Linked DNA regions of Mus musculus: region 1 is linked to region 2. A link is a loop called in an ENCODE intact Hi-C map of the cell type or tissue named here. Cell type or tissue: heart. All regions are shown on one strand. Links, peaks and the distances in the headings refer to the core of each region. The heading gives the core; the rest is flanking DNA.

Region 1 (10,025 bases), core at 2,780-7,779, 210 kb after region 2:
ACAAATACACAGGGGAGCAGGGAGAAGACAGGGAATCTCGAAAGCGCCAAGGGTCTGCCTTTACGCATGCTCCAAGGGAGGCCACTCACCCAACCCAGATCTTAGGACCTCCATCCTAGCCAGACTGCTTCTGCTCTTGTCTAAGAAGGCAAGACAGCAACTGCCGGGCCGTTGCTGTCCACTGCTAGAAGCAGAGAGCAGTTCTGAGCTTTCACAAAAGAATGGTCTGGAGGCCCGGCTGCCATGGAGATCACCAGAGATTGCTGGCCTCTCTTCCCGGATGGCCACTGAGCTTCTGCCTTGTAGCCCAGCCAGAAAAGGGAAGGCCTGAGAAATCGCTAGGCTTTCTGAAGCCCCTTGAGTCTGGTGTGTGCAGCCTAAAGGTGGGTGGGGCGAAGAGGTTCAGGGAGGGGAGGCTCTGGCTAGGAAGTGGAACTAAAAGCCTCTGCTGTGCCTGAGGCCAGTTCCTGTTTGAAGGAACCCACAAGGCTGCTGTCCGGGACACTCGAATAGGGAAGAGGTGACAGAGGACACTTCTCAGAAGCACAGTGGGACCTGCACAAAACCCAAGCCACAGGCAGGATGCTGTGGGCCCTGCAACCTCTACCCACCAGAACCATGAGGCTCTGACCTTCTGGCCACCATTCACAGCCTCGCCTCCACCCACACCATGTTCCACTGCCTCTGGAGCGGAGCTGAACACAAGCTGCCCCAGCCGCTGGCCTCTGATGCCCATCCCTAGGGCTCAATGTTGGCAGTGTGGTCGGGACTCTTTTGAACAATCTGCCCCTGGGATCTGCTAGCTAGCCAGGGTCACACACTGAGTGGGGAGCCAGAGTCTCACCTTCATGCCTACACTCCACTTGCTATTGTTCACAAAACACATAGGTTCAGTGTCAGCTTACAGAGGCAACAAGAGATGACCACTGGGGACAGCCAATCAGGCCAACCCCACTCCTGAAGAATGAAGTGACAGGAACCTATAGACCAGTGGCTTAGAGACAGCTTTGGGTGCGGGCCACCTGCTGGGGCTCAATCATTCTCAGACCGGCTGAAGGCATACAGAAAGCAGTGTGTAAGGGGCCAGAGAGGTTCAGGCAATGTGGTCAGACAAGCTGGTCACTAGACTAAGGAGCTGAGATTTTTCTGTAGACAGAGACTCTGAGGGAGGTCTAAGGAGGGACACGTGTGACTAAGTCTACTGAGGGTCAGTGTTTGGGCAGCAGACTAGAACAGGTGTGGGGTGACCAACCTAGAAGCCAGTGCAGGTGACAAGAAAGTAGGTGTCCAGGGTACCAGATCTCAGAGCACCCACCCTTCCACTACAGGAAACGAAGAAGAGAGAGCCAGCAACTCTGCAGTGGGACTGGTGGGTGTGAAGGGCTCCTGCTGAGATCTGGACAGGGGCTCTGCACCTGCTGGTGGTGACGAATGCGGCAGAGGAGAGGGTGGCCACGTGTCTACAACCGCCCAGTCCTCAGAGACCTAGAGAGACAGAACTCAGAAAATAGGGGAGGCCAAAGCAAACAGAGTGCATCAGGGCACGAGGGCCAAGTCGCACAGACAAGGATGAAAAGCTGGACAGGTGCAGCCACCAGCAGTAAGGTGGGACAGAAGGGGCCTAGGGGTCATCAGATGCTCCAGTCGAGGCTACCAAGGATGTGGGGGACAAATGGAGGGAAAGAGGCAGCCAGAGCCAGGCAAGGTGCTAGGGTGGGAAACGGAATGAAGGGTAGATCCCAAAGAGCACAAAGTGGGCACAAGACCTGTGGTAGTACTGGGCTAACTGCACTTTCTGATAAGGCACTCAGGTAGATTTATAATGGCAGAAGGAGCCACAGGACGAAGGGGGTGAGGGTGTCTGCAAGCAGGGAGGGCTTCTGACCTGAGGAAGAGTGAGAAGCCAAAAGGCCCAGAAGGAACAGGAGATAGCAGCAGCAAGGCCAGCAGCGGCCGATCTCACAGCCCCACACTCTGCTCTCTTGTAACTATCCAGCCTAGATCCAACATGGACGATGCCAGGCTCAAGGCTCCTTCTATCCCTCAGTCCTGAGCAAGTATGCAACAAGGAAGAACTGGATAAACATGCCCCATACATAGCCCTACACACAGATGTATCTAGAAACACTCCCAGAAAGGATGAAATCTCACAGGCACCTCAGAGTTCACCGCAAGTAGCTCCGCCCTCTGCACAGGGACATGTGACATCTGCAGACCCCACCCTGCAGCAGGAACTCTCACTTCTCTGGGAACACCTGGGGCCGGGCCCTAACTTCTGCAGCACCCAGTCATTCAGCTACTACCACCATCACCCTAGAAGGCCTGCAGCAATGCCCCACACCCACTGTGCACTGAGTTCAAGCAGCCAAAGGCCTCTGGACAAACTCCAGCGCCGGGTTGTAAAGGCACAGGATGCTGCTGCTAAACCAGACTCGGACACTAGGGGGAGTTTTGAGGCTCTCTCTGCCAGATTCCATTCAGATTACTGGAATTTTTCTACTTCTTCCAACACACTTTCACACATGGACAATCTGCTAAAATGCTCCGTTGCAAAAAATTTAGGTTCAGGAACACCCAAGAATGAAATCACTGAGAACGGCAGTTGCCTTAGCTGTTAGTCCAATGGAATATCAGTAACTAAAGGACTTTTCTGAGTAAAAGGATGTGTGTGTGTGTGTGTATTCGTTCTAAGACAAGAGTCTTGCTGTGTAGACCTGCCTGGGATTGAATCTACAGTATTCAAGTTTCCTGCTTCCGCTTACCGAATTCTGAGACTGCAGGTTTGAGCCTCATGCTTGGCTTCTTCATTTTCTTTAAAAAAAAAAAAAAAAAACCAAAAACCAAAAAACAAAAAAAACAAAAACTTTTCTAAAAAGCAAATACCCATATATTTTGATTTGAGAGTCCTAATCTTCTCAGGTGACTAGTGCTCTCATGTGCGCGCATACACACACACACACACACACACACACACAGCCTTAGAAAACAACTTGCTGAGTTACTGCTATGACAACCGAGCTTAATATCTAAAGCAGAAATTCTTAAAGAGTATCCAGCGGCATGTGCCCCATGAAGCTCTGTGTAAAGCAGTTTCCCTGGAGACAAGCCTAGAAGCTAGACCCACGGTCCACCCAACATACAGCTACACAAAGGTGTCAAAGGCCCTGAGATGGCCTTGCAGAAGAAACCTTGAAAACCTTGCTAAACGACGATGTCTCAGGTTACTTCACCGTGTAACAGTCCACTTCTCTCACTGACTGCAGAACTCACTTCAAACAGTGAGCTGCTCAGCCCTTCACCAGATGGGCCACACGCATTCACATGTGTTAAACGAGTCAAGAGTTTGTAAAAACATTTGGAGATTTTTTTTTACATTAAGAAGCCGAGTCCTGCAGGCCATGGTGGCTCCCGCCTTTAATCCCAGCACTTGGGAGGCAGAAGCAGGCGCATCTCTGTGAGTCAGAGGGCAGCCTGGTCCACAGTGCAAGTTCCAAGGCAGTCAGAGCTACATAGTGAGGTTCTGTCTCAAGAAAAGGAGGGGGAGGGGGGGAGGAGGAAGAGGAAGAGGAGGAGGAGGAGGAAGAAGAGGAGGAAGGGGAAGAGGAGGAGAGGAGGAGGAAGAGGAGGAGGTGGAGGAAGAGGAGGAGGTGGAGGAAGAAAAGTAGAAGCCTTTCTGGAGCCATGGACTCTCTCTAGCTGCATGGATTTCCTCCTCCTGCTGGGCACTTCCTGGCTGCCCACCCTGGCATCCCATAACACTAAACGCAACCAGCCCCATTTATTTCCAGGGGCAGAAGGACCTTTGTGAAAGCATTCTCACTGGGTTCCTGCTTCCAGCTCCGGCTCATCCCTGGTGGTGGAGACCAGTAGGATGACACTGCCAGGCCAGGCTGCTCCTCACTGGGGTGGGCATAGCCAAGGATGGGGGGGTGGGGGCTCTATTGTTCTAGATAAGCCTTACAAGCAGGAGGTGCCCCCAGGGCTCCTTCTAGGGTGCTCACTGAACACATGACTTGCCCTAAGCAAGTCTTTGCAGATCTACCCTTGCCCCTGAGACTCACACAAGCCTTGTTTACTGAGAAGGGGTCAGAAAAGACCAAAGAGACCTACCTAGGCCCCGCCCCCACAAAATCCTTGCCTTTGGACTCTGACCTGCCCGCAGAAAGCAAGCTGCAAGCCCCTCCCCTGGAATCCCATTGTTGCCCTGGCTAAGTTGGCTCTCTGCCCGGGCCCCCAAGCATGAAGCCCCACAAGCCACATTCTTTCATTTTTCTTTTTAAAATCAAATGCTAAGGAAAACGGTTGCAGTGGGACAGCCGTAACAGCGCAATCTAGACATTTCCATTTGGTTCTGGCTGCAGGTCTGGGTCCCGGGTCCTGTCTAAACTCCTGCGGTCAAGTCGGTTCTGTCATGTTGTGGGCCACCCCAAGCCCTTCCTGGAAGAAACCTGGACTTCTGCGGAGTAAGAATCACCCGAGCAAGAGTCCTTCACACTGTTTGACGGGTCCTATACTTTGCAGATGAACAGGACTTATTCTAAGAGCGACAACCAAGCCTTCCTTTCTCCCTTCCTTTATGAGTTCAGAGGTTCACATAGGGCATTCCTGAAACTTTCAGTTCTCAGGTCTTTAGGCGATTACTACAGGCAGGAAGGGTGTTAGGGTTGGGCAAGTTTGGGAAGTGAAATAAAGGGATGTGCCCCTTGACCAGAAGGGCTCCTTTCGGCGCGGCAAGGGTTAAGTCAGACGGCTCTGGCCACAGCCTAGGGAGGCCGGACCTCGGGCAGCCGCTGGTGTCCCGAGCGTTCAGCTCTGGGCCCTCTCCAAGCCGGCTACATTCCAGAAGCAGCTCCGCTCGCAGGTTCCGCTGCGACTTTGGAAAAGTCTGAGTCAGGCCCCCTTAGTCCAAGTCTGTGACAGAGGCGGATGAGGAGAATGAATGGCCCGCCCCCTCCGGGCGGTAAAGCCGCACAGGCGTCGCAGGCGCTGGCCCGGTTGTCCCCGTCGGGAACCGGTCTGCTACTGCCGTGCTCCTCGGACCCCTCAGCCCTGTGCCTCGGTGGACTTGATGGACCTGCCGCTCATGCCCACCGACTGCCCCGGATCCCCACTCTGCGCTGTTCCGCGCGTACCCTTGGCTCTCTCCCCGCGTCCCGGAGTTAGGGGGAGGCCCCGGCGAGAGTTAGAGCCCGGGAGCTGCGGCAAAGCCGGGCAGGTGCGGGCAGCAGCAGGACGTGGGGACCCGGGCGGGGGTTGTGCCTGCGGCTGCAGCGCGGCGCACGTGCGCGCCCGGAGTTACCTTTGGGCGCTCGCAGGTGTCCTCTCCAGTCCTTGCAGCAACACAGCCCCATGGCACCGCCGCTCCCGGGCCGCTCGCCTCCGCTCCCCGCCCCCGCCGACACCCCTGGAGCGGCGCGGCTGGCGCGCACTAGCCCGCTGGGCTCGTGGAGCGCACCGGGACTCCGTTCCCTCCCTGGTCCTCGCGAACGCGCAGATCACGCCGCGCGCCGCTTTTATGCTCGGCCGGGACGGCGCCCTCCCCACGGCCCGTTACTCTCCTCCGGCGCCGAGCCCAGCGCACCCAGCGGCCGCCAGGGGGCGCTGAGTCAATCACTACATTCTTCCTAGTCCGCTTCAGAGCCCACCAAGGGCGGCGCGACCACCGAAGCCAGATCGCTGGGCGCAAGAGGATGAAGTGTCCTTGCGCGACAAGGATGGCTCCTCCCCCTCCAGCATCCTTTAAACAGTCACCTCAGCCTTCTGCTAGACGGAAAGGGGGTGTGGTCTAAAGCCACCTGGCTCTTTTTCTCAGCCCACCTGAACTGTGTCACAAGAAAAAAAAAGTTTGCACTGGGTAGATGGTTGATCCTACTGGGACTGTTTCTCCCTGTGAAAGATCACTTGGCTCAATGTAAAAGTTGCACACAAATACACACACACAGAGAGAGAGAGAGAGAGAGAGAGAGAGAGAGAGAGAGAGAGAGAGAGAGAGGGAGAGGGAGAGGGAGAGGGAGAGGGAGAGGGAGAGGGAGAGAGAGAGAGAGAGAGAATAAATATATTTTTCCCTATTAAAAATACTAATACCCTGGGACCCAGCAACTCCATTCCCTAGTTTGTGCCCCACAAGAATTCTTGTCCACATGGCTAGGGAAACTATGTATAGGGGCCATTCATTGCAGCCTTGCTGGCAACTGTTTAACACTAGAGCCAGCAAAATGTTTCTCAGTAAAGGAATTTTCTAATGCATGGTGATAAAGTGGAGCATGGTAGTTGGGGTGGATCTACTGAGAGGGGCTTGATGTGCCCAGGTAAAACACCACCAGGTGTTCTAGACACTTGGGAGGTGGAAATCCAGGCTTGCTTCTTTTTGGGATGGGGGGGGGGGGGTGAAAAAAGGGGTGGATTTTAAGAGGCTTGTTTCCTACCAGGAAGGTGTATTCATGTGCTGTGTAACACGCAAGTGAGACTAATCATATTCTCTCATGTGTTTGCTTGGCACAGGTTCATTATGTTTTCTGCTTACTTTTGTGTGGTGTTGGGGATGGACTCATAAGCCCAGCCCCCAACCCCCTGCCAAGAGTGCTCAGTTGTTGTTTCTTCTTGCAGACCCCACTAGCATCTGCCACTGCCTGGCTCTGATGCAGGGCTGTGGCCTTAGGCTAGCCTGGGACCTCTCCTTTCATCTCCCAGCACAGAGTTGTTCAGGGAGGGTTGTGTGGTACAGTGTGCTGGGAGACCAAAGCTGTCCAGTGTGGGCAGAAGAGCTAAGCAGACAGGGAGGATTGCTGACTGGGGCAAGCCAGGAAAAGGTTTTCCCAAGTCTTCATTCAAAAGGGAGATTAACAGCAGCAGGCAGATCTCTGCCTCCCTCTCTTTGACTCCCTAGAAAACCTGGATGGGGCTTTGGGAGAGTCTCAGGGTGTCCGCAGCAGATCCAGAAAGAATGTTTTTACTCAGAACTTGGAAGGAGCTTACAAAGAGAGCACCAGAGAAAAGCCAGCCAGCCCTGACTTCTTGTTGCTGCCAAGTCACTTATACAGTTAGCACTAGGCAAGATCACTTCGTCACAGACAGCTTAATGAGGCCCCAGGAATTCCAGGCTGGAGCTCCCAGCATTCAGGGAGAGCATCCGAGGGGGAGCAAGCCCCTGGGGGAGTTGTTCAACAGCCAAGTCCTACATTTGGGAAGCAGGATTTAAAAGAAAACATCATAGTGGCCATTGGAGGTCTCTTGTTTATCTTTCTAAGAGGAAGTGGCAAAGCCGCATCGTTCGAATGAGCCTATAACTGAGAGTCGGCGTCCCAGTTGAACCGTTCAAATATATTTTGGGACACTCTACTTTTCAAAGTGGTTTTAAATACTAGCTCCTAGGCAGTTGGGCAGACAAATAGGAAGTCAGGAGCTTCTATCATTTCTGCCTTTGGTTTCAAACCCTTTAATTCCTGGTTATATATTGTGGTTTTTATAGTTTTCCTGTTGTATGATATCCTTGAGTGAAAAGGAAAATAGCATTCAGTAGATACTTCCTACTATGTGCAATTCACAGATGTTAATATTTGTTAACTATAAAACAACCCCACTAGGCACCTGCTATAGTATTCCATTTACAGAAGAAAAAAGAATTGAAATTTGAGAAGGTGAAGAGACTTGCAGACTTGCTTATAGTCAGGGAGTTGAGAAAGAGGTGACCAGCCAAGCAGGTGGATGAATGGATGTGTGAAAAGGTTGGTGGAGGAAGAGTAATGGATGGATTAGTGGGTTAATGGTCAGATAGGTGTGTGGATAGGTGGGGGTAGATTAACGGATAAGCAGATGGACATGCAGATAGGTGAATTAATGGATAGCTGATTGAATAGATGAGTGAGAGGGTGGCTGGATGGATGGAAAAATAATTGAATAGAAGGTTGGGTGGGTAGAGCCTGACTATTGGCTAGAAGAATAAGTGGGGAGGTAAATGGATGAATTAATAGGTGGATGGATGGCTAAAGGGATGTGAATGGAAGTGAACAGATGAATGTATGTTGGTCAATGGTTAGTTAAAAAGATGGACGGATGGACAGATGGATGGGTGGATGGTATTTCCTAAATTTGGCCCAGGGTCTTAGGCTACAATGGAAAAATATTATATACTAAGCACAGAATTTGGTTTAAAATACAGTTTCCTAAACATAGCTTTGCACCCCAAATTGTGTGTGATCCTAAACTCTCTGGAAATGAGCCAGTATCAGGACCATTTAAATTGGTAGGGCTCTAGACTCAATCCTCTCTGGGCTGGGGGTGCGGAGGGGGCCCCCATACACGCCACAGGGCACAGGCACCCCAGCTAGGATTGTGGGGGGTACACTATGATTACCCTTCCCTCCTTCTCCTTTCTTCATGTACCAACAGTGGGCCAATGTAGCCAAACTCTGATAAATATGCCCATGAGCTGAGCTCCAGGAGTACCAGGATGTGGGCTAAAGGTATAAGAGATCTTATTCTGCCAAGAGCAGACAAAGACTGTGTGATGGTTTGAATATGCTTGGCCCAGGGAGTGGCACTATTAGGAGGTGTGGCCTTGTTAGATGGAGTGTGTCACTGTGAGCATGGCCTTTAAGATCCTCGTCCTAGCTGCCTGGAAGCCAGTCTTCTCCTGTTTGCCTTCGGAACAAGATGTAGAACTCCCAGATCCTCCTGCATCATTCCTGTCCAGGTGCTGCCGTGTTCCCACCTTGATGATAATAGACTGAACCTGTGAGCCAGTGCCAATTAAATGTCGTGATTTATAAGAGTTGTCTTGGTCATGGTGTCTCTTCATGGAAGAAACCCTAACTAAGATAGACAGCTCTATAGACGAAGAGAATAGACCCTGGGGATACTGGAGTGATCCTGAAGTGGGTAGAGGATTCTTCCTGAAGAAGCTTTAGTCTGCCTTGGGGTGGGGAGCCATAGCAGGGTATCCAGGTATGAGTGTAATGTGACCTGTGTCTCCCACAGCTTAGCCTGGTGCTGGAGTCGAGCCAGGGGAGATCAGGGCAGGGAGAATTGGGGAAGCAATAGTATAAAGCAGGTAAGTGGTGCAGGGGCCCAGATACAGCAGCTCAGAAAGGCATAGATAGCATCAAAGAAGGACAGTGTGCTGACTGGGTGGCCCCTGGGTCTCAAGTCTAACTCTTTGCATTTGGGCTGCCACAGCCTGCTTAAAGAAGAGCCCTCTGGTGCCCAGTTCTGGGATACCATCCCTTGTGAGCAGTGTAACTGGGCTGAAACCATCACAGCGCAAGAAGCCCAGCCTTGCTCTGGACAGGCCACATGGAGAACTGCATCAGAACAACTCACATGCCTGAGAGTGAGGCTGCCTGGATGCACATCCCCCTAGTGATACCAGCGAGAGCAGGAAGCAATGTCTTGTCCAGCGTGCTCACACTGCAGAACAGTGAGGCAGCAGAGACTCATTAAGCTTCACGGTACTTTAAAAGAATGGTAGAGCATTTGGAAAATTGTTTCCTCTTAAATCAAGAAGCACTTGGCTGGAGAGAAAAAAAATTCCCGTCTCCAAGATGATGGGAATTCTATGCAACATGTCCATCTACTGCTGATGACTATGCAGAGAGAAGAAGCTGTGAAGATTGTCTGGGATGGGGTGGCAGTGGGGGTGGGGGTGGGGTGGGGAGGCCAGCTCTGGAGAGGGGTAGGCCTGTCAGAGTGGGGCAGACAGACCCTGAGAGCAGGCTCCGAGCTCTGCCAGAGGAGGACAGTTATTGGCACATCTGTAGAGTCCACTCCCAGGTCCGAGATGTGGGGGCAGGGTGGTGGAGGAGCTGGGCCAGCTAGGCTCACCAGCCCCAACCAAGGGCTCTTCAGTTGCAGTGGACAATGGTTATGGGAGGAATGTCTTGCAGCTCTGAATTCCCACAGAGAAAGACAAGGGGAACAACGGTTGCAGAGAAATTCCTGGGGTACATTTTTTTGCTGTTCCGGTGGCCTGAAGCCACTGAAGTTGGCCAGACTGCCAAGAGAGAAATTTTTACAAAGCCCATTGTCCT
Region 2 (10,025 bases), core at 3,399-8,398:
CCCTGAGACTGCAGTTATGGTTATGAGGTATCATGTGGGCTTCAGGCCTTCCTTATTTATTGAAGCAGTCTCTCACTGAATGCAAAGCTCCCTGATTCAGTCTAACTAGCCAGATTGCTGGTGGAAGCCCTGTCTTAGCTTCCCAAGTGCCAGGATTACAGGCACAACACTACATACACCCAACTCTTTTATGTGGGTACCGGGGATCTGAGCTCTGGCTTCACATTTGTATGACAAGTGTTTTATCGATTGAGCCATCTCCCCAGTCCTAGGAAGGTGAGTTCTAACCAAATACTGTTTCCATATCTTTTTTTCTTACACAGTTTAAGGATTTTAAATTGTGATTAATAATTGAAGATGAGAAAGATTGCCTACTCCTCTACATTACTAAGAACCTACTTATACTGGAAAAAGGTTGGTATAAGATTTGTGTGTGTGTGTGTGTGTGTGTGTGTTGGGGGGGATGGTGATGTTGTGCTTAGATACATCCTGAAAATATATCAGTGTCTACAAAGAATCCTTTGTCCCAAAAATCTTAGTAGGTTTTTTGAGGCATTAAAAGAAATGAAAAATGGAAAGAATTATTGAAAAAGGCAAGATAGGAGAGAAGTGTGCTGGTTGGGAGAGTGGAGAAAAACAAAGAGAAGAATGGTGCCTATTCTCCCTGTGCTAAGCAGAACAGGGGGCTCACCCATAGAAGCCCTCTTACCAAAGCCATGAACTGGATCCCGCTTCAGCATCACACACACGATGTCTTGGTTGGGTTCTCCAAAAAGGCCCTTTCTTTTGCTGTTCTGTGACCCTGAGACAGAATCAAAGCAGCAGATCTGGGTTCTCCTGCCCAAGCAGTTGGAACCTAACAAAAATGCACATGCAGAGAAATGAGAGTAGCTCACTGCAAATCTCTTGTCAACCTGGGAACAGATCACTAAGCACATATTCCACTGAACCACAACTGAGCCACTGTTAGTCAAGATTTGACAGCAAGAGCAAAGACCATGGCAGAGTGGTCAATGATATCCATTTTCTGTGTGATTGTCACCCTACCCAACCCCTGTCTCCTGGTGCTAGAGATGGTGCCAAGTCCTGCTTGGGCATGGCCAGGATGGCCTGACATGGTTCCCACCACTGACACAGAGTCAGAAGGGCATGGGCATGGGCCTTCATGAGTGTCCATGGTTACTGTGGGCGTAAGTTTATATATATGTGTTCCTCCAGGGGAATGTCCTCTCTGATGAAGGTTAATGACTCCATGATAATCAGAGACAGCACAAGTCCTGGAGGTGAGGGTGTGGCTAATGTTTCAGCAAAATGGTAAATGCTGAGACCTTCAGGCAGCCTTTAAGGCTGTGGGAAATAACTCTAAAACCATGAGTTCAAAACTATACCATTTCTCAACTATGCAAAATTTAAGGATGAGTTGTATAAGGAGCTTCACAGATCTAAAGGAACAGAGGCAGCTGCACTTGGAACCAGCCTGTCAGAAAGATACAAAGGAAGGAGATAAATACGTTTAGAGAGTGGTGATTGCAGGGCAAGATCCCACACACCTAAGATTTTTGTTTATGCTTACAAAGGCAGGCAGATTCCTGAGTTCAAGGTCAGCCTGGGACGGGGGAGTTTAGGTACGGGCCCAGGAGTGGTAGGAATGGTAATTCCAGGGCAGCTTATCATCTGTGCTTAACCAAGATAGGCAGATCTCTGAATTCTTTGGCAATATTTTTTTTTAATTTTGTTTGCTGTCTCTTTCTAAGAATCAAGGGGGTCATGGGATGCGGATTCATGGGATAATGAAAAGGGAACCTGGGGTAATAACTGAATTAATATGTAAATAAAAGACCAGGCTTTTGATCTGCAAGAGATGAGTTATCCAGAGAGTTTTTAGAACAGCAAGAGAGAGCTGTTTTGAGAAAGAGCAATCTGAAAAGCTGTCTCTAGCAGAACATAGACAATCAGCTTGTAACCCACAATTTGACTTCACATCATTTGTTTTACCACTTTCAGACACTCATTCTCTCAGGAACCTCTCTCCAAGCCAAGACTGGTCCTTGGAAAGATGGAATCTAGGCAAGAGTTCCACCCCTGAGTTAAACCTCCAGCACTTGTAATCTCAATGTAGCTCAGACTGACCTCCAACGCACTATGAATCCAACACTGGCTTCAGACTCTTGATCACACCACCTCTGCATTCAAGGCCCATGTGTGACCATGTTCACCTAACTTCTTTTTTCCTGTTCTGGCCTTGAGAGAGTACGTGGAGGCTATATTTCCTGCTGGTGACAACTGAAACTAAAATGCAGAGATGAGACAACAGTTCCAGCACCCTCACCCCCGAGTCTTGCAATGGCTTTGATTTTGAATGTCTCCAAACGGACCATGAGTTGAGAGCTTTATAAACACCGTGTGGTGCTACTGGACATAGTACAACATTTGGGATGAGAGCCTTAAAGCTATATTGAAGCTGAGTCATTACATGTATGGTCTTGAACGGGATCTTCAACATCAGTCTCCGTCGCTCTGTTTTTCTGCTTCCTAACTCTCATGAGTGAACAGACCTTGTTATCATCCACTCCTACTTTGATAAACTCTGCCATCTCAAGCCCAAAGCAACAGGGCCCAGCAACCAGGATGGAGACCTCTGAAATTACTGGTAAAAAAATAAACCTTTCCTCTCTTTTGTTTTTGATTTAAGACAGGGTCTTACAATGTAGCCCTGGCCAGGCCAGAACTTGATATATAAACCAGGCTTGCCTTGAACTCACAGAGATCCTCCTGCCTCTACCTTCCCACCTTTCCTCTTTTTAAACTGACTCATCTCAGAAATTTTATTTCTAATAAAGGAAAGCTAACAGGAATCTCTACTAGTCACCAATGTACAGGGGTTGACAGCCTAGCCTGTGGGTCCTGGAGTACCTCCCAATCTTGTGTCTGGAAGAGGCCCAAAGCAGAACCCTAAAGTTGTTTCTAGAAAGCTGGAGTCCTGGGGTAGGACATGATTTCTGTCATAGTTCCAGTGAGAAAATCCCCCACTAGTGACTGACCATCACAATCAGTCCACATCTTTCCTCCCCAAGGGTCCATTTCTGAGCCTAGCAGGCAAGGTTTAATTAACAGTAGAGATATGTGGTAGTATCTAGATCTGGCTTCCAGGCTCAGCATTCTTTAAGTACTAGTACTTTCCTTAGTTATAGAATCTCTGACTTCATTTTTGCCTGGGACCTTGTGGAACAAACCACACTGCCCTCCATGTGCATGCTCTCTGGGCAGCATGGGGAGCTACTATGGACCCCTGAGAAGCAACAGAGCTGCTGCTCCCCAGGCTGGACCAGAACTTTGGGAACCACCTCCCCCAAAACCATCACCTTCTAGGTTCATGGGCCACCCAAGGCCAGATGTTGCCTACAAGAGGGCTTCTCGAATCCAAGAAGTTTTAAGAATAATTTTTAAAGCAACAAGATTGTGAACTTTCTTTGAAAAACAAACCGAAGCAGTTTGCATAGAAGTGGCCCATGTGAGACTCCCTTCCCTGCACCTGGCCAGGGTTCAGTCCGCACCTGCACACATGCTGTGACCAGCTGTTCCGAAGACAGTCTGAGCTGGCTTCTGGTTCAAACCGATGCTGTGCAGCTGCTCTCCACCAGTATACGGGCTGAGGGGAAAGATGAAAGGGTAAAATGGGTGCTCCTGGGAGGAACTTATTGGCCCTTTCTTAGTGTGGCCAGGAGAAGGCAGCTTTGTGGCCAGAAATTCAGCAGATTCCCTAGACTGACTCCCCCACAGGCTGGTCTAGTGAGGAGGACAACAGAAGCAGCCTTAGGGTCTCTGTCCCAGAGGCTCGTTATAGTCACTCACACGTCACACGAACCTCTACTGTCCACCTTAGTTTGCATATGCAGCTGTTCCAGAACCCCATTTCCTCTGCCATAAAGAAAGAATGGTCTTCTAATTTCCCAGGCTTGTGAAGGTCTCCCAACCCAAGCTGGACAGAGCTATGCTTGGCTCGCCTGGTGTGTTATTGTGTGCTCTTGCTTTCAGATAAAAGTCTCTAGAAGGACCAGAAAACCGCACATAAGTTGTGTCCCTGGAGGACTGCATACTCAGCCATCTGTCAGTACAGATGAGTTGGATGACCCCACCCTGACACTTAGGGAGTTTTTGGGCAGGCATTCAGCTGGCTACATGTGCTGTGGCCATTTTGGATGTACTTTATCCCCCAAGGGCTGATGTTCAACTGTTGAAAGATCGGCTCTCCAGAAGGTGATATTGAGAGATGGTCAGAGTGTTAAGAAGAGTGGCTTAGTGGGGCATGATTAGGTCACTGTGGATTCCCTCTTTGGAAGGCATTTATTAGATCCTGTGGGACCCCAGTTAGTTCTCTGAGATAGTTGTTCTGAAAGAGCAAGACTGGCCTGGCTTCCTGGCCTGGCTTTCCACTGAGTCTCTCTAACATCCATCTCTACGAAGATATCTGCCATGAGATAAGGCAGCTAGGACTGAGAGTGGGAGTGGAAGGTGCAGCAGAACCAGCACCGTGCTGTTCGGATTCCAACAATGTGAGCTATCTAAACCCTTCTCTCCCTTAAGGTACCCAGCCTTATTATTGTTTAAATAACAACAGAAAACTGACTGGTGTGTATAATATTCCAGTAAGCAAAGTCTCTTCTAGATAGTACACTGGTAATGAATCAAGTGATCCAGGGCCACCTCAAAAACACACCCAGAAAGAAGCAGAGTCTAGAAGGTAAGAACAGTTTACTGCTCGGCCCAGGGAGTGGCACTATTAGAAGGTGTGGCCCTTTTAGAGTAGGTGTGTCACTGTGGGTGTGGGCTTGAAGACCCTCATCCAAGCAGACTGGAAGCCAGTATTCTACTAGCAGCCTTCAGATGAAGATGTAGAACTCTCAGCTCCTTCTGCATCATGCCTGCCTGGATGCTGCCATGCTCCCACCTTGATGATAATGGACTGAACCGCTGAGCCTGTAAGCCAGCCCCAATTAAATGTTGTCCTTTATAAGACTTGCCTTGATCGTAGTGTCTGTTCACAGTAGTAAAACCCTAAGAAAAACTGACACCAATATGTGGGTGCTCGGATCTTGGGAACAGCCAGCAGCAGGCCTCCAGCGCAGCCAACCACCAAAGTAGTGCTATCTAGCCTGTCCCTGATATCCTTACCACACTGGTTACATACCTGGACATCAGGAAGGGATTCTGGTGCAGGCAGCTGCCCATGGACCCTCTCTGGGTCCCCAATTCTGGGAGGCAGACCAAAGCAACTCTTTCCAAGTTGGGAGGAGCCTCATTCCCCTTGACTCTGGCCTTGCAGAAAATGCAACCCAATTTGACCAAAACCCACTAGGGGTCAGCCCTAAACCAGCAAAGAACCAAGGGTGTATGAGTCAGAGATGGGCCAGCCCTTTGGGAATTTGGAGGGCATCAGTCTTCCAAAACCAAGTACACAGGGAGAGACACTGGCAGTCGAACAGGCTCAAGAAAAGGAAAAATCCCAGAACCCAAGGAGGACCAGAGTGAGGCCTGGGAATGCAGTGGTGCCCTTTGAAGAACAGCAAGGGCTTGCTTATCTGGCCTGGGTTTCTGTGGCTCCTGTAATCTGGCCCATCCAGGAAACCGTCTCTCAATTGTTAAAAATCCACCAAAACTTACTGTTGGTCTCAGAAGGACAATGGTATAAGTCAGCTATTACATGAGGAGTCACATTCACAGACAGAAAGTAGATAGTGGGTGCTAAGAACTGGGTAGCAGGTTAGGCTCGGGTGGGAGGGAGTGCTGACGAAAAGTGGTTTCTACATGGGCAGATGAGGAGTCCCCAGAAGGGTGGTGAGGCCCAACAGCAATGTAAATGTATCCAATGTCACTGCCTTAGAAACAACCAAATAGAAAGCATAAAATGGTTATGATTTTATGCCTTGTGTATTTTACCTCAAGAGTGTTTTTTTTTTCCTTCTTCTTCTTCTTATTAAAATGCCAACCTCTCAAAATCCATTTACTGAAAACTTCCACATTCTGGCTTCAGAGCTGAGGATACAACTGGCGCATTGCTATTCTTGGGAGTCTCTGAGCTTAGAGCAGACGGATGAGAGCGTGTGCTTCTCAGGACGGGCACACACAGGGAGAGGCTGTCTTAGATGGAGCCAGTGCAGCCGCAGAGAAGCCAGCCCTTTGCCAGGCAGTCAGGAAAAGGCTTCAGAGAAGTGACCAGAGGCAAGTGGACAGCATCTCTGTACTCAGAAGCTCTGTGTAAATAACTTCTATGAATGGCATGGGTGATGAGGGTCCCCTTAGGGTCAATGCCACAGGCTGCCAGTCATTCCCACTCTGACTGTAGCCTGCATACCATCAGCAAGACCCGCTCTTTCCCACAAGATCTGGCCTGCCATTTCTGCCTATCTGTGGGCACCAGGAGGCATGGACCATGTCTTTGCTGCAAATACTGAATCCACAGCACCTACCCAGGACAGGACAGGCATGTAGTAGATTCTAAAGAAACCACTCCAGTTGGACTGACAGGACAAGGGACAATATACTCCTAAGGACATGCTTCTACCTAAATCACACACCTTATAGTTTCCAACATTTCCCATATTCACATCACCAGGCAGTAACCAAGCTTCCAGTATATGAACCTTTTTGGAAGGCACTTTATATCCAAACATGAGCAGAGACCTTTAGAGGAATGAGGTAGTAGAACCCCACTTCCTTTCTCTCGCTATCCTTTCTCCCCTACCCACCATAAATGAATAAGCTTCTTTTACCACATACATACTCCTGTCATGGCATGCAACTGGTCCCAAATCAGTAAGGTCAGTTGACTATGGACTGAAAACTGTGAACCAGTATTGACCTTACCTCCTTTTAAGTTTATTTGCCTGAAGGGATTTTGTTATAGCAACCGAGAGCCAGCACTCTGGCTTTCTTCTGCATTTTCTGTTTTTCTTTACATTTTAATAAATATATGGTAAAAGATGGCGCCAAACCCACTGACACTCACACATTGAAATGAGGCCCATTTCTATTCCCTTTGATCTATATGAGCCCAGGAATGATGGCAGAAGTGAGGGTGTGCTGGCTCTGGAATACGTGGTATGGCCACTGGCAAGCTTTTAGGTCCTCAGAGCTCAGAGCAGCAGCGCAGACCCTCAATGGAGCCACTGTGTGGAAAGGGCCTGAGGCTGCAAAGGAGGCTGAGGGTTCCAGCATGGAGTATCCTAATCCCCTCCATACAGGGGCCACCCTCCGAAGACCATCATGCCCTCAATAGTACACAAAGCGGAGATCTGCCTCCTTTCCTAAGCCATGAAGCTGTGAAGCAGGATAATAGGATGGCCGCCAGTCTGCTTCGCTATTCCTGGGGCACTTTGTCATGGAGACTCACAGTGAGGTTTGCTTCCTCCATATGGATTGACGTTTGCACTGCATAGAGAGGTGTGTCTGCATCGGCAGAATTGGTCAATAATTCCTAAGCATTACTTTAAGGTGTCTGTGTATATGTGTATATTTTAGTTCAAATGAATCATCTGTTTCCTCCTGCTAAAGCAGATGTATACCTCATCTCCCTCCAAAGCAGATCCTGCCACCCCCTCCACAGTAAGCAGCCTGGAAATCTGTGCTATTTATGTAATTGACTTGTAAGCGTGATCCAAGTTCTAGGCTATTTTTAAATGTATGGATCATTGTTTTACATTGGAACCCTGCATTAGGAGCTCTCTGCATTCACATTTGAATTTGGATGACGAGCTGTGGGGCTAGAGAGGTGCGGCAGGTCAGGGGTCAAGTATGATCTCCCGCACAGGCTGCTGTGTTTGCATCCTAGCCCTTGAGTTTCCCCTTCTGGAAAATGGGGGAAAATAATACAAACAACTTCACAGCATTGTATGGGTTAAGTCAGCTGGGGAACAGATGCCCAGAGCAGTACCTGGCTTATGTTTTTTTGTTTTTGTTTTTGTTTTCTTTTGTTTTTTCGAGACAGGGTTTCTCTGTATAGCCCTGGCTGTCCTGGAACTCACTTTGTAGACCAGGCTGGCCTCAAACTCAGAAATCTGCCTGCCTCTGCCTCCCAAGTGCTGGGATTAAAGGTGTGTGCCACCACACCCAGCTGTACCTGGCTTATGATAACTCATGGCTTATAATAACTCATGGCTTATGATAGCCCAGCAGTGCATTACTGGCATTTGCTAATTTTACCTTCTTCAGCTTCCTGTCACCAGTAGTTCTCTCTCTACAAGAAGGTCTGAACAGAAGAATATGAGAGTAGCATCCAGCCCTAGGGCAGTCAGCTTAAACAGTGGCCTATGGGCCATCTTTGGATCTCGTTAATAGCAACCCGGTGAACATCCATGTTCTTAGGCATTAAAGTCCACAGACTTTAAAGCTCCAGGTACAGCTGGGCCCACTGCACCACATGCCTGGTGGTCTGGGCTCTGAAGAAAGATGAAGCCTACCTGCTTCCGATTCTCTCCTTCCCAGGCTCCTTGAAACCTTGCTTGTTCTCCATGGATGTGCCCAGTTGGCCTCCTGTGGCATCCTGCAACCTGGGTACACACAACTCATTTTCTGAGCAGGACAGTTTCTGAATCCAAGTGATAGGGTTGGCCTGTGTCTGGTGTGCAGAACTCAAGCTGGCTATTTGTGCAAACTTATCCTGACCTGAATTGGGGGGAAAAGACAGTCATACACATGAGATTACGTTGGCTTCACTCGTTGCTCTTGATACAGTAACACACTCCTGACCATGATTAGTCAGTCTCTCTCTCTCTCTCTCTCTCTCTCTCTCTCTCTCTCTCTCTCTCTCTCTCCCAGCTCTTTTTCTGCACTGAGAGACTTAAAAACTGTCCCCTGCTAACTTGGGGAGTTATTGTGCCTAGCCCCCAAATAAAAGTTCTTCTAATAAGTACTTGCTAATAAAAGATGCTTTGGAAACGTAGGAAGAGAGATGAGATGGTCTCTGAGCGGATAGACTGGGAGCCAGGAACCAGTTCTAACTTGTGCAACTCGAAGCTCCAGCAGGGCCTAGACAAAATTAGCTGTCCCAGCTCATTCTGCATTTATCCTCACAGGCCTGCCCTTGCAAACAGTCCTGTAACAAAGCACCAGGCATCCCAGATCAGGCTCTCCCTGTGTAATACAATCTTTGATATCAACGTAGCTTACTTTGCCCCAGAAGTCAGAGTCTCCTGCCAGATCCTATAAGAACACATTAGAAGTGCTGGCCCTTGGCCTTGCAGTGGTGGTGCACGCCTTTAATCCCAGCACTTGGGAGGCAGAGGCAGGTAGATTTCTGAGTTCGGGTCCAGCCTGGTCTACAGAATGAGTTCCAGCCAGAGCTACACAGAAAAACCCTGTCTCGAAAAACCAAGAAAGAAAGAAAGAAAGAAAGAAAGAAAGAAAGAAAGAAAGAAAGAAAGAAAGAAAGAAGGAAGGAAGGAAGTGCTGGCCCTCAGCTTCAATCCTTTCTCCCTTCTCAGAAGGCTTAAGAAACGACTCTGGCAAGACACTGAAAATGAGGCTGTGGTCATGAGGAATACCACACTCCACTATTTGTATTACTTAGACAAAAATGAGACTTCACTAAAAGATCTCTTAGTTTAACAAGGCCTTGGTCAAAACTGCATCTTTCTGTTGCCAAGAATGTCCCAAAGACATTGGCATTCTGAGAGGGCAGTGTCTGTCCACTGCCACGGTGCACTGGGAAATTCACAAGATAACTGTGATGTCAGGAATGCAGCTGATGAACATCTGATTTTGTCTGGATGTTGAAGGGCTCAAGCCCAGGTTAGTTACAGCATCCCAAACACCCAAGAAGCATCCTGAACTAAGGGGAAAGTCACTGGGGTGAGACCCTGGGCAGCAGAAGAGTAGTCCTGTAAGCAAAGGCTCAGAGAAAGACCAAGCACACCCCAAAGCTCAAGACCCGCCCGCAAAGAGGGCTGATTAAAGACTTCAAGCCCACTCCAGGTAGCATTGAAACTGATGTCTGGCATCTGGGGGCCGGGGAGAATTCTCAGTCTTGC

What was found. Hi-C counts contacts between places; a loop is a spot of excess contacts. Peaks named below come from ENCODE experiments on the same cell type or tissue, not always from the same donor. Only the 100,000 strongest peaks of a DNase experiment are listed, where the experiment ranks them.
Region 1: a loop joins it to region 2, with 4 times the contacts of the local background. A loop is called at or near these places in 3 of 42 quality-filtered maps.

What each region holds. Positions count from the first base shown.
Region 1 is chr14:33,315,207-33,325,231 of GRCm38, reverse strand. All of the region lies in intron 4 of Arhgap22 (Rho GTPase activating protein 22), which reads right to left. Among named protein-coding and RNA genes, the nearest start is that of Gm41130, 88 kb to the right of the region's middle. In heart, for the core only: a CTCF peak has its summit at 5,595 (motif pointing right); DNase peaks (open chromatin) are centred at 5,011 and 5,481; H3K4me3 peaks cover 2,035 bases; H3K27ac peaks cover 1,975 bases; H3K27me3 peaks cover 2,569 bases.
Region 2 is chr14:33,529,064-33,539,088 of GRCm38, reverse strand. It overlaps Frmpd2, which reads right to left. Exons shown (of 30, transcript XM_017316244.1): 16 at 8,457-8,661; 17 at 3,555-3,649; 18 at 710-856. Among named protein-coding and RNA genes, the nearest start is that of Frmpd2, 51 kb to the right of the region's middle. In heart, for the core only: a CTCF peak has its summit at 5,340 (motif pointing right); no DNase peak of the experiment used is centred there.